Linked DNA regions of Homo sapiens: region 2 is linked to region 1. A link is a contact called in ENCODE Hi-C or POLR2A ChIA-PET data. All regions are on one chromosome and are shown on one strand. Each heading gives the region's core, a stretch centred on a gene start or an enhancer-like site at or near the end of the contact. The rest is flanking DNA. Distances are from core to core; before and after follow the strand shown. Region 1 overlaps SAA2-SAA4 (SAA2-SAA4 readthrough). Region 2 holds the start of SPTY2D1 (SPT2 chromatin protein domain containing 1).

Region 1 (4,949 bases), core at 1,226-3,725:
AACTCTTTGGGAGGACAAGGTGGGAGGATCTCTTGGGCCCAGGGATTTAAGAGCAGCCTAGGCAACATAGCAAGACTCTTATCTCTACAGAAAATAAAAGAAATTAGCCAGGCGTGGTGGCATGCACCGTAGTCCCAGCTACTCAGGAGGCTGAAGTGGGAGATCCCTTGAACCCAGGAGGTCGAGGCTGCAGTGACCCATGATTGAGCCACTGCACTCCAGCCTGGGCAACAGAATGAGACCCTGTCTCAAAAAAAAAAAAAAAAAAAAAAAAGGGAAAGCACTCTGTTGCAGAGCGCAAGTATCAGTAGACTTAGGCCTTTGCCCAAGAAGATTGATAGTTTTCTTCCCCTTTCCTTGAGTTTTCCAGCCTCCTCTCAGTCATTACTTGGGTGGGAGAAGAGGAGGGAGTTAGCAGGTGGAGCTGTCTCAGGTGAGCAGGTGAGTCAAGAGATTAATCTCCTGTCTCCTTTCTTTGGGTTGCAGCCGTTCCAGGGTCTATCTTCAGGGATTAATAGACTGCTATTTATTTGGAAACAGCAGCACTGTATTGGAGGACTCGAAGTCCAACGAGAAAGCTGAGGAATGGGGCCGGAGTGGCAAAGACCCCGACCGCTTCAGACCTGACGGCCTGCCTAAGAAATACTGAGCTTCCTGCTCCTCTGCTCTCAGGGAAACTGGGCTGTGAGCCACACACTTCTCCCCCCAGACAGGGACACAGGGTCACTGAGCTTTGTGTCCCCAGGAACTGGTATAGGGCACCTAGAGGTGTTCAATAAATGTTTGTCAAATTGAATTTGTTGGTGGAAACTGGGAACATTGAGGCAGACTTTCTGGGAAGAATGGTCATCTGAGGCCATATGGAAGATAAACAGCACCATGGCAGATGAGCCTGTGACTGAGGGGGACCAAGGACTCCCAGCTGGCCTGTAACTATGCAGGCTCCTCACATGACCCAAGCCAAGCTTCTCTGGTCATTTTCGGCCCCAGCTTCCCCTCCTGAGTAAGCCTAAGCCGGCAAAGCACTGACCATCATCCTGGGCTTCTGAGTGGCTGGAGTCATGGCTCTGGCACAGCCCTGGGCAGTCTTCCATCAGTCTCCTCTGTATCTCAGATTGGACTTCTACCCCCAAATTCCCACTTCTTCTTCAGGGCCTCACAGTTTATTTTGTTGCAGTTTCCAGGCCTCTCTGTATACAGACTTTGTACTGCCCAATTCATTGCATCCTGTCCACTCTCTGCCTCTAGGCCTTGTCCCCCAGTGAGCTCTTTCCTTATGGAGAAGGTACATTGTGGGCTGAGTGTGGTGGCTTATGCCTGTAATCCTAGCCTTTTGGGAAGCTGAGGCAGGAGGATCGCTTGAGCCCAGGAGTTCAAGACCAGCTAGGCAACATAGTGAAACCTCATCTTTACTAAAAACCAAAAAAATTAGCCAGACATGATGGCATGTGCCTGTATTCCCAGCTACTTGGGAGGCTGAGGCTAGAGTACTGCTTGAGCCCAGGAGGTCAAGGCTGTAGTAAGCTATGATCACTCCATTGTACTCCAGCTTGTATGACAGAGTGAGACCCTGTCTCAATAAAAACAAGGTACATTGCTTAGAGAAGCCTAATCCTAGGAGTTCTATCCTAGAAACTGCTATCTTGGACTCTGGTTTCTTTCTTTCTTTCTTTTTTTTTTTTTTTTTTTGAGACAGAGTCTTTCTCTGTTGCCCAAGCTGGAGTGCAGTGGCACGATCTCAGCTCACTGCAAACTCTGCCTCCTGGGTTCAAGCAATTATCACACCTCAGCCTCTGGAGTAGCTGGGACCACAGGTGCGCACCACCATGCCCGGCTAATTTTTGTGTTTTTAGTAGAGATGGGGTTTCGCCATGTTGGCCAGGCTGGTGTCAAACTCCTGGCCTCAAATGATCTGCTGCCTTGGCCTCCCAAAGTGCTGGGATTACAGGCCTGAGCCCCTCTGCCTGGCCGACTCTGATTTATCTCTTATCAACACCCGTGCCTCCCCTGACTCAATTTTTAATTTGTCCCGCTCATTTTACCTAAGGAATGACTCTCCTGTTGGTTTTCCTTATCTTTATTCTCTTTTTTTTTTTTTTTTTTTTTTTTTTTTTTGACAAAATCTCCCTTTGTCAAACAAGCTGGAGTGCAATGGGGTGATCTCGGGTTACTCAACCTCCGCCTCCCGGGTTCAGGGGATTTTTTCACCTCACCCTTCCGAGCAGCTGGGATTACAGGCATGGGCCACCACACCTGGCTAATTTTTGGGTTTTTAATAAAAAAGGGGGTTCACCATGTTGGCCGGGCTGGGCTAACTCATGGGCTCAACTGGCCAAGGGTCTGAAAATGTAGGCCTGAACCACTGCACCTGGCCGGCATTTCGTTGGCTTTTAGTTCAAATAAAATTCTACTTCCTGTCCTAAAGGGGAAGTGAGATATGTAGATAGACAACACAGTTTAGTAAGAGCCTCAACAGAAGCACACACTGGTGGCAATCCAAATTTTGCTGGGGTATGGGAAGTCAGCAAATAGTAATTAGAATAGCTGCCATTTTTAATTGCAATTGCAAGACTGTGCCCTACAGTTTAAATACTTTATCTGATTTAAGCTGCAGAGAAGGCTTTGATGTTCTCAGCTGGATAAACTGAGGTTTAGAGAGGTTTGTGTTTAGGACCTTCTCCAAGGTCACATATGTAACAGGTGCAGAGCCAGGACTGCAGGCTGGTTTGTCTGACTTCAGAACCTGTGATACACTGAACAAGGCCAAGAGGTTCAGCAGTGGAGACCCCTTTCTTCTTCGTGGATCTCCAGCACTTGGTTTAAATGGCCAGGTGAGCCCTTATGCTTGGGGAAATGTCTGACTTGTTTGAGAACAGGCACCATATCTTGTTCATCACTGCATGCTTAATGCCTAGCAGGGTCCAGGCACTCAGTAGTTGCTTTCTGAATTAGATTATCCCATTGAAAACCTACACTTCAACCCACATTACTCTTCACTCTTGCACATTGTCTTCTTCCTCTTAATAAGTCAAACTTGTTGAAAGTATTGCCCATCTACACACCTTCTGATTCTTCACTTCTGATCATATGTTAACCCACTCCAGCCTGGTTTCTGTCCCCACAACTTCAGCAAAATACCTTTGTCACCACTGACCTCCATGCTGCCAAAAACAATGAACATCTCTCTTTTCTCATATCAGTAGCTCTGTGAGCAACATTCAACGCAGTTGCCTTCCCCTTCCTTCCTGATATATTTGGTCTCTTGGCTTCATAATACTACTCTTTCCTTCATCAGCTCTAAGTAGCATAATATTACCCTCTACCTCAATTCTCCTTTATTTCCTTAGCTGGGACTTTTTTTATCTCCCCAAACTCTGTGTTCTTCAGACTTGGCTCTGGGCCCCCATTCTTTATTTCTCTATGCTCTCTTTCACAAGTCTAAATAGTACTTATATGTGGATGGCTTTTAAAATTATATCTCCCCCTGCAAAACTCATTTCTGAGCTCCATGCTTGTACATCCAACTGGCTACTTGACATATCTACATAGCTGGCTTCCAGATATCTCAAACTTAACGTGTCCCAAAATGAACTCGGGTTTTCCCGTCAGAACTCTTCACACTCCAGGTTTCTCCATTTCAGTTAATGACATGGCCATTCTCTCTGTTCCTCACACCAGTTAGGGGAATGTGTTGATGCTTCCCTTCACTTTACCCCCACATTCAATCCGCTGGATGTGAACTTCCAAAGTTCATCTCTAATCCATTGACTTCCTCTCATTTACACCCTCATGCTCCTGGCTACATCATTTCTCATCTGGGGTACTGCGGTAGCCATCTAACTAGTCTCCCCATTTTATTTTATTTTATTTTATTTTATTTATTTTATTTTTTTTGAGATGAAGTCTCGCCCTGTTGCCAGGCTTGAGTGCAGTGGCACAATCTCGGCTCACTGCAACCTCCGCCTCCTGGGTTCTAGCGATTCTTGTGCCTCAGCCTCCTAAGTAGCTGGGACTACAGGCGCCTGCCACCACGCCCAGCTAATTTTTGTACTTTTAGTAAAGACGGGGTTTCACCATGTGGGCCAGGATGGTCTCAGTCTCCTGACCTCGTGATCCACTGCCTCGGCCTCCCAAAGTGCTGGGATTACAGGCGTGAGCCACCGCGGCTGGCCGATTATTTAGATTATTAAAGGTCACTGCAGTCCCGTTTCAAGCTCCAATATCATGTCTGTTTTAAAGCATCCTGCTCCGCTATTGTTGGCTAGATTGTAGTGGGAGTGCTGGGAGGGGTGACGGTTAGAGACTCTTTCCCTGCTCCTCTGGCACCAGCACCTTAGAGAAGGGTGGGGATAGTCTAGTTCTGAGATGTCTTTCTATCACACTTCTCAGCCTCAGGATTGGGAAAGGGGAGAGATGTAAAGGAGGGGGTAATCATTTTGGCCTCACCCTGGTTTGATGTGCTTCTAACTGATGCTGATATATATTCTCTACTGATGTGGAGGTCTCTACTGAGATGGTGGTCAGGGTTCTTCCTGATGTGAAATCCAGCTCCCTCAGATATGGGGGTGGAACTGCCCAGAGAAGAACAGCTGTATCTACGACTGGTCCTGAAAGTGGTCCTTGTTCCAAGCCCCCTCTCTGGGTAAGGTTTACCTTACCTGGCCCAGCCACTGCTTTTTCCCTAACCTCAGTGGTTTTCTCAATAGACCCACCAGAATGGCTGAGGATCTCTTCTCTTCCTGCCCAGGGGTGCAGAGATCAGAGTTGGGTAAGAAGTCACCCCATCTTCTTTTTAGGCATATTCCACCAATACCTCTTCAAGCTCTGCTGGCCTGGGCTACTCCATCCTTCAGAAATCCCCAGATGAGAAGCAGGCACCAGAATGTTCACACATGGTGAGCTCTCTCAGGAACTCACCACACTCCCCTCTGCTTTGATGGGGGCACCAG
Region 2 (5,239 bases), core at 2,052-4,551, 400 kb before region 1:
CCAGCAAATTTTTGTATTTTTGTAGAGACAGGGTTTTGCCATGTTGGCCAGGCTGTTCTCGAACTCCTGACCTCAGGCAATCCGCCTGCCTCGGCCTCCCAAAGTGTTGGGATTACAGGTGTCAGCCACCTCGCCCGACCTTCACTTACTTTTCTGACCTTTATTTCCTAGCATTCTCCTAAATACACCCACTACTTGTTCTTTCAACCCTTTAATGTGCTTTTCACACTCTCTAAATGTAATGTTGTAGCTGGAATTCCAACACTTCTAGAGTTGCCAGATAAATACAAGACACCTAAAGTTGAATTTCAGATAAACAACAAATGATTTTTGGTGTATGTCTTTCCAATTTAACTGGATGGGCTGGGCATGGTGGCTCATGCCTATAATCCCAGCAATTTGGGAATCCCAGCAATTTGGGAATCCCAGACGGGCAGATTACTTGAGCTCAGAAGTTCAAGACCAGCCTGGGCAACATGGTGAAACCTCATCTCTACAAAAAATACAAAATTTAACCAGGCGTGGTCGCATACACCTGTGGTCCCAGCTACTTGGGAGGCTGAGGTGGGAGGATGGCTTGAGCCCAGGTCGAGGTTGCAGTGAGCCGTGATTGCACCACCATACTCCAGCTTGAGTGACAGAGCAAGATCCTAACTGGATGTCCACATTTTTATTTGCTAAATCTGGCAACGCTATTCCCCACACTTTGTATCCCTAATACAGTTAGCACTTTCTGTTTTACATAATTGTTACTTGTGTTCACACAAGAATTAAAAGTTCTGATCAGGCAGGCAGGATATGGGTCTTTCTTTGTATCATCCATAAGGTTGGGCACACAGTAGTAGTTTCCCAGGAAGTATTTGCTGAACTCGATGATAGAATGTTTTACAAGGATACAGGAAAATTGCTCCTCTCATTCCTTACCTCATTCCCACCTCCAGCAGTTGTTCTTGATTTTGACTAACTAGGTATTAGTTACCTAATCCAAGCCCTTTTTTACATTATAACTCCATGTACATAGACTTGTACCAGTTCAAATGGGCTAACTGAAATATAGAGTCTGGTTTGGGTAATCTAAGGGTTCTAGTCTTGGCTCTCCGATTGACTAATGGTACAGTATAAGTCTAATTTCATCTCTTCAAGCTTCAGCTTTTCATCTATAAAACAGTAACAGGAAATGCCTTATACAACACTCATGATCAAGTCAGATAATCCATGTCAAGCACTAAGCATATAGTAATGGCTCAATGTATGCTAAGTACTACAATATTGAATCTTGGGAGCTTTCCACTTATCGATTCATTAATTTGGTCAAAAAATCTTTGTTGCAACTTTTATGTGCATTAGCAGGGAACTGTGCTGGTGATGGAAATAGTGATGGGTAAAATAGGCTTATGCCCATTTTCATAGCTCTGTCTATCACAGATATAGCCAATAGTTTAAAAAAAAAAAAGAACAAATATGTAATTACAAACTGTAAAATGTTGCATGAAGGGAAATACTGGGGGGCTGTAAGAATTTATAAAAGGGGCCCTGAGATAGCTCAGGAAGAGCTTCCTTGAGAAATGATGGTTGGCATTAATTGAAAACACCATATGCCAGTGTATTCGTTTGCTAGGGCTGCCAATAACAAAGTACCACAGACTAGGTGGCCTAAACAACAGACATTTATTGTCTTAACAATTCTGGTGGCTAGAATTCCATGATCAAGGTGTGGTTACCTTGAGGTCTCTCTCCTTGGTTTGTACATGGCTGTCTTCTCCCTGTGTTTTCACAAAACGATGTAGGAAAGAAAGGCTAATCTATAATCAGAGGAACAAACGCAGCTGCCTGTTATGTAGCTCAGGTTCCATAATAACATTCTTTTAAGGCGCAAAATAACTTAAAGTTCCAACAGCTTTGATTTTGAATTACGTTCGCAGCATTAAACCATCAAAGAGTAAGAGCCAGCAGCTTTGTCTAGCATGTTTTTTGTTTTTTTTTTTTGAGACGGAGTCTCGCTCTGTCGCCCAGGCTGGAGTGCAGTGGCGGGATCTCGGCTCACTGCAAGCTCCGCCTCCCGGGTTCACGCCATTCTCCTGCCTCAGCCTCCCAAGTAGCTGGGACTACAGGCGCCCGCCACTACGCCCGGCTAATTTTTTGTATTTTTAGTAGAGACGGGGTTTCACCGTTTTAGCCGGGATGGTCTCGATCTCCTGACCTCGTGATCCGCCCGCCTCGGCCTCCCAAAGTGCTGGGATTACAGGCGTGAGCCACCGCGCTCGGCCTGTCTAGCATGTTTTAACAGCTTGACATATTTACATACTGTATCATTCTCACCCGTCTTAAGTGTACGATTTTTAGTACATGTATAGTGCAACCATCCCCACAATCCAGTTTGGAGGCATTTCCATCCCACCGAAAAGATCCCGAGTACCTGTTTGCTATCAATCCCCTGGCGGGTTCCCACTTGCAGACCCAGGTTTGCCTAATTATTTTCAGTGTTTTTGCTAAGTCGAAATGACCTTACAGATCCAAGATAACTCTCCAAAAGAAGTCAGGACTAGGATCCCAATGAATATGAATATGAAGCATATGTTCATCAGTACACCAAAGTTATGTCAAGGCTGGGTCTGTATGTGAAATTCCTTAATCCATTGCCTGAGCAAAAACACAGGTTGGCTGCTCCACATAAAACTTACTTTCTAAACGGGGCAAAAGAAGTAAGCGCGTGCCCCCATCCCCGGCACGCGTGCATCTGAGTAGGAGGTAAGCGCACGGCATGTGGCCGAATTTGATGAGTAATGGGCATCCAAGACAGGACCACGGCGCTGCTGTGTGCGCCTGCGCAGCTTCGCGAGCGCCTAGACACAAGTAGCCCAAACCCCGGCTCGAGATCCGTCTGTTCAGCTGTTGTGGCGCCGCCGTTTTGGATCTAAGCGCCTACCCGTGACACCCAGAGAACCCAGGCCTGGCAAGTAAACCCTCTACCCCCTCACTTTCTCTACCCAGCGCTCACAAGGAGCAACAAGATGACAAGACCGCGCGCCCGGGCCACCAGGGAAGCCGCTCTCTCGCTTAGCCACACCCCCTTGGTTGCTAAAATGCCTAGTCCCTGCCCCTCGGGTCGACGCCAGCAGCCACGTATCACGTTTGTACGTGTCTCGGCCTAAAAGCGGAAGTTACGCAGGGACTCGCGAGCGCTGTGGCGGCCCTGAAAGGATATAGGCCGTGGAGGGAAGGGGGCGGGCAGACGGCATAGGAAGGCGCCGGAAGTGGTCCCGCAGAGGCGGGGTGGGAGTGGGGCTCCCGAGGCAGTGCAGTTGGCTGTAGCTGGGCGCCTCGGTTAGGTGCGCTGTCAGTCCTTTCCGAGTGCCTGGCCCAGTCTCTCCCGCCTCGGCCCAACATGGACTTCAGAGAAATTCTCATGATAGCTTCCAAGGGACAAGGTGTCAACAATGTGCCGGTAAGTAGCAGCTGGGGCATCAATGTAGGGGACCCTAGTCTTCCAAGTTCGGAATGTGTGTGGCCCATGGAACTTCTGGGCAGCCGCCTATCGGCTCCGGGAGAGGAAAGACCCGGACGCCTTATTTCCTTTTCTTGGGTTTATACTCTTGGGAACTCGGGAGAAAAGAGCTTGGGACGAGACGCGGGAGCCTTCCTGTGAATGGGTTTCGCCGGCTTATTTACCCCTGCAACAGGGACTTTGCGGTTTGGGTGTTGTAGCTAGAATTGCGTGAAAGCCGTGAGTGAGCTGTGCCTGGCACGCTGTGGATTCTAGCGCTGGTAGTTTTTGGCTTCCACATAAACTTCAGCCTAGAGATTGGGAAGGAAATATGTATGTAAGGGAGTTAGGGGGTTTGGGGTCCTTGGCTTGATAGCTTTTTGGCTGGCTTCTCATCGATCTTCAAGTCAAACGTTTAGCGATTTCTTGAAAGAATTCTCTGACTCGGCCCCACCCACTCAGCCACCGAGGTGATTAAATTATCACCTCCCAGGGGATAGGTATCATCTTTTGGGAAGAGAAGTTTAGCAGATTCCACGAAATCCTTGGCCAACAGAATAGGTGAGCTAGTTTCAGCTTCTGTTTACTTGTAGCCTTCCAGATTTCAGTCTTTGTTTAAAATCTAGGTCCCATTTGGTCAGTAGATGTTTGTCAGTTCGCTTACAGTCGCAAGAGCGGTGTAAGACTTAAATGGTAAAGTGGTGGAGAGCGCCTGGTTTCTGGGGGTTATGGCTGTTTTGCATAAGCTAATCATTTCCAGATTTTCAGATGGTACCCACAGCACAGCTGTAAACCGATAAGTTGCATGGTGATGCCTGCGGTTTGAGCAGTGAGGTATAGAACTAAAACGGCTCTCAAAGTCAATTCAGCTAGAATTTATTGAGCTCCGACGAAGTGCTCTGCATTTCCTAGATATTCGTATATTGCAATATTCGTTTTTTTCTCTTCTGCAGCTTTTTTTTGTCTTCTGAGGCTAGTTCATTCTTTTATCCCTTTGAAAATATTGATCTGAAAAAGGTCTATATTTATGTTTATAAATATATGTATATATACACACACACAGCCATCCCTTATCCCAAGAACTCTGAATAACCATTCCTCTAAGCCGTGAGTCATAAGCTTTGCATGTTGAAGGTATAGACTCAAACCTTTGAAACCCAGATCAACAGATTTACTTTCTAGAAGCATCTGTAAATTTTCCAGATGAATCAATATTGGGTCTAGTAACCATTCATCTTTGCATAATTTGGTCTGTATTTCATTCTAGATCTTATTGAATTTCAGTAAAGGTCAAAGATAGTACTAGCTTTGATGCCCAGTACTGTTCTGTGGAAGAATCAGAACTAAGTCATTTCTTATTCTGAAAGCCAGTAGCTGCTGGGAGAAAAGCAGACAGATAATCCTAAAGCAGAAAATTTCAAAATATGTGTATATGTCATAATATATGCATTATCTATGATTGGAATAACAGAAGAATCAAAAAGGGGAAAAAAGTAATTTAAAATTTAATAGATGGGCGCAATGGCTCAGGCCTGTAATCCCAGCACTTTGGGAGGCCTAGGCGGGAGAATCACCTGAAGTCAGGAGTTTGAGACCAGCCTGACAAATATGATGAAACCCCATCTCTACTAAAAATACAAAAATTAGCCGGGCATGGTGGTGTGCGCCTGTAATCCCAGCTACTTGGGAGGCTGAGACAGAATTGCTTGAACCCAGGAGGCGGAGATTGCAGTGAGCTGAGATCGTGCGATTGCA

What was found. A loop is a pair of places that touch in the nucleus more often than their neighbours do. ChIA-PET counts read pairs that join two places held with the same protein, here RNA polymerase II (POLR2A). Pooled maps may share reads with other maps.
Region 2: a map with no recorded cell type shows a loop between it and region 1 (18-fold over the local background). The contact joins the promoter of SPTY2D1 here to the enhancer-like site in region 1. A Hi-C loop is called at or near these places in 11 of 37 single-sample maps with no recorded cell type and 5 of 50 pooled maps. POLR2A ChIA-PET finds 5 or more read pairs at or near these places in 1 of 52 experiments (activated CD4-positive, alpha-beta T cell).

What each region holds. Positions count from the first base shown.
Region 1 is chr11:18,227,202-18,232,150 of GRCh38, reverse strand. SAA2-SAA4 (SAA2-SAA4 readthrough) reads left to right here. Exons shown (of 6, transcript NM_001199744.2): 6 at 487-796. The coding sequence ends at 649. It overlaps SAA4 (serum amyloid A4, constitutive), which reads left to right. Exons shown (of 4, transcript NM_006512.4): 4 at 487-796. The coding sequence ends at 649. Among named protein-coding and RNA genes, the nearest start is that of SAA4, 7.1 kb to the left of the region's middle. RefSeq lists a silencer at 2,721-2,770. Within about 2 kb of position 2,475, at least 2 of the 41 ENCODE cell types and tissues checked have a DNase peak (open chromatin) inside an H3K27ac peak, as active enhancers do.
Region 2 is chr11:18,632,404-18,637,642 of GRCh38, reverse strand. SPTY2D1 (SPT2 chromatin protein domain containing 1) reads left to right here and starts at 3,301. Exons shown (of 6, transcript NM_194285.3): 1 at 3,301-3,445. The coding sequence starts at 3,386. It overlaps LOC105376578 (a long non-coding RNA gene), which reads right to left and starts at 3,294. Exons shown (of 2, transcript XR_931097.3): 1 at 2,682-3,294; 2 at 1,650-1,763. RefSeq lists an enhancer at 2,811-3,080 and a silencer at 4,137-4,316.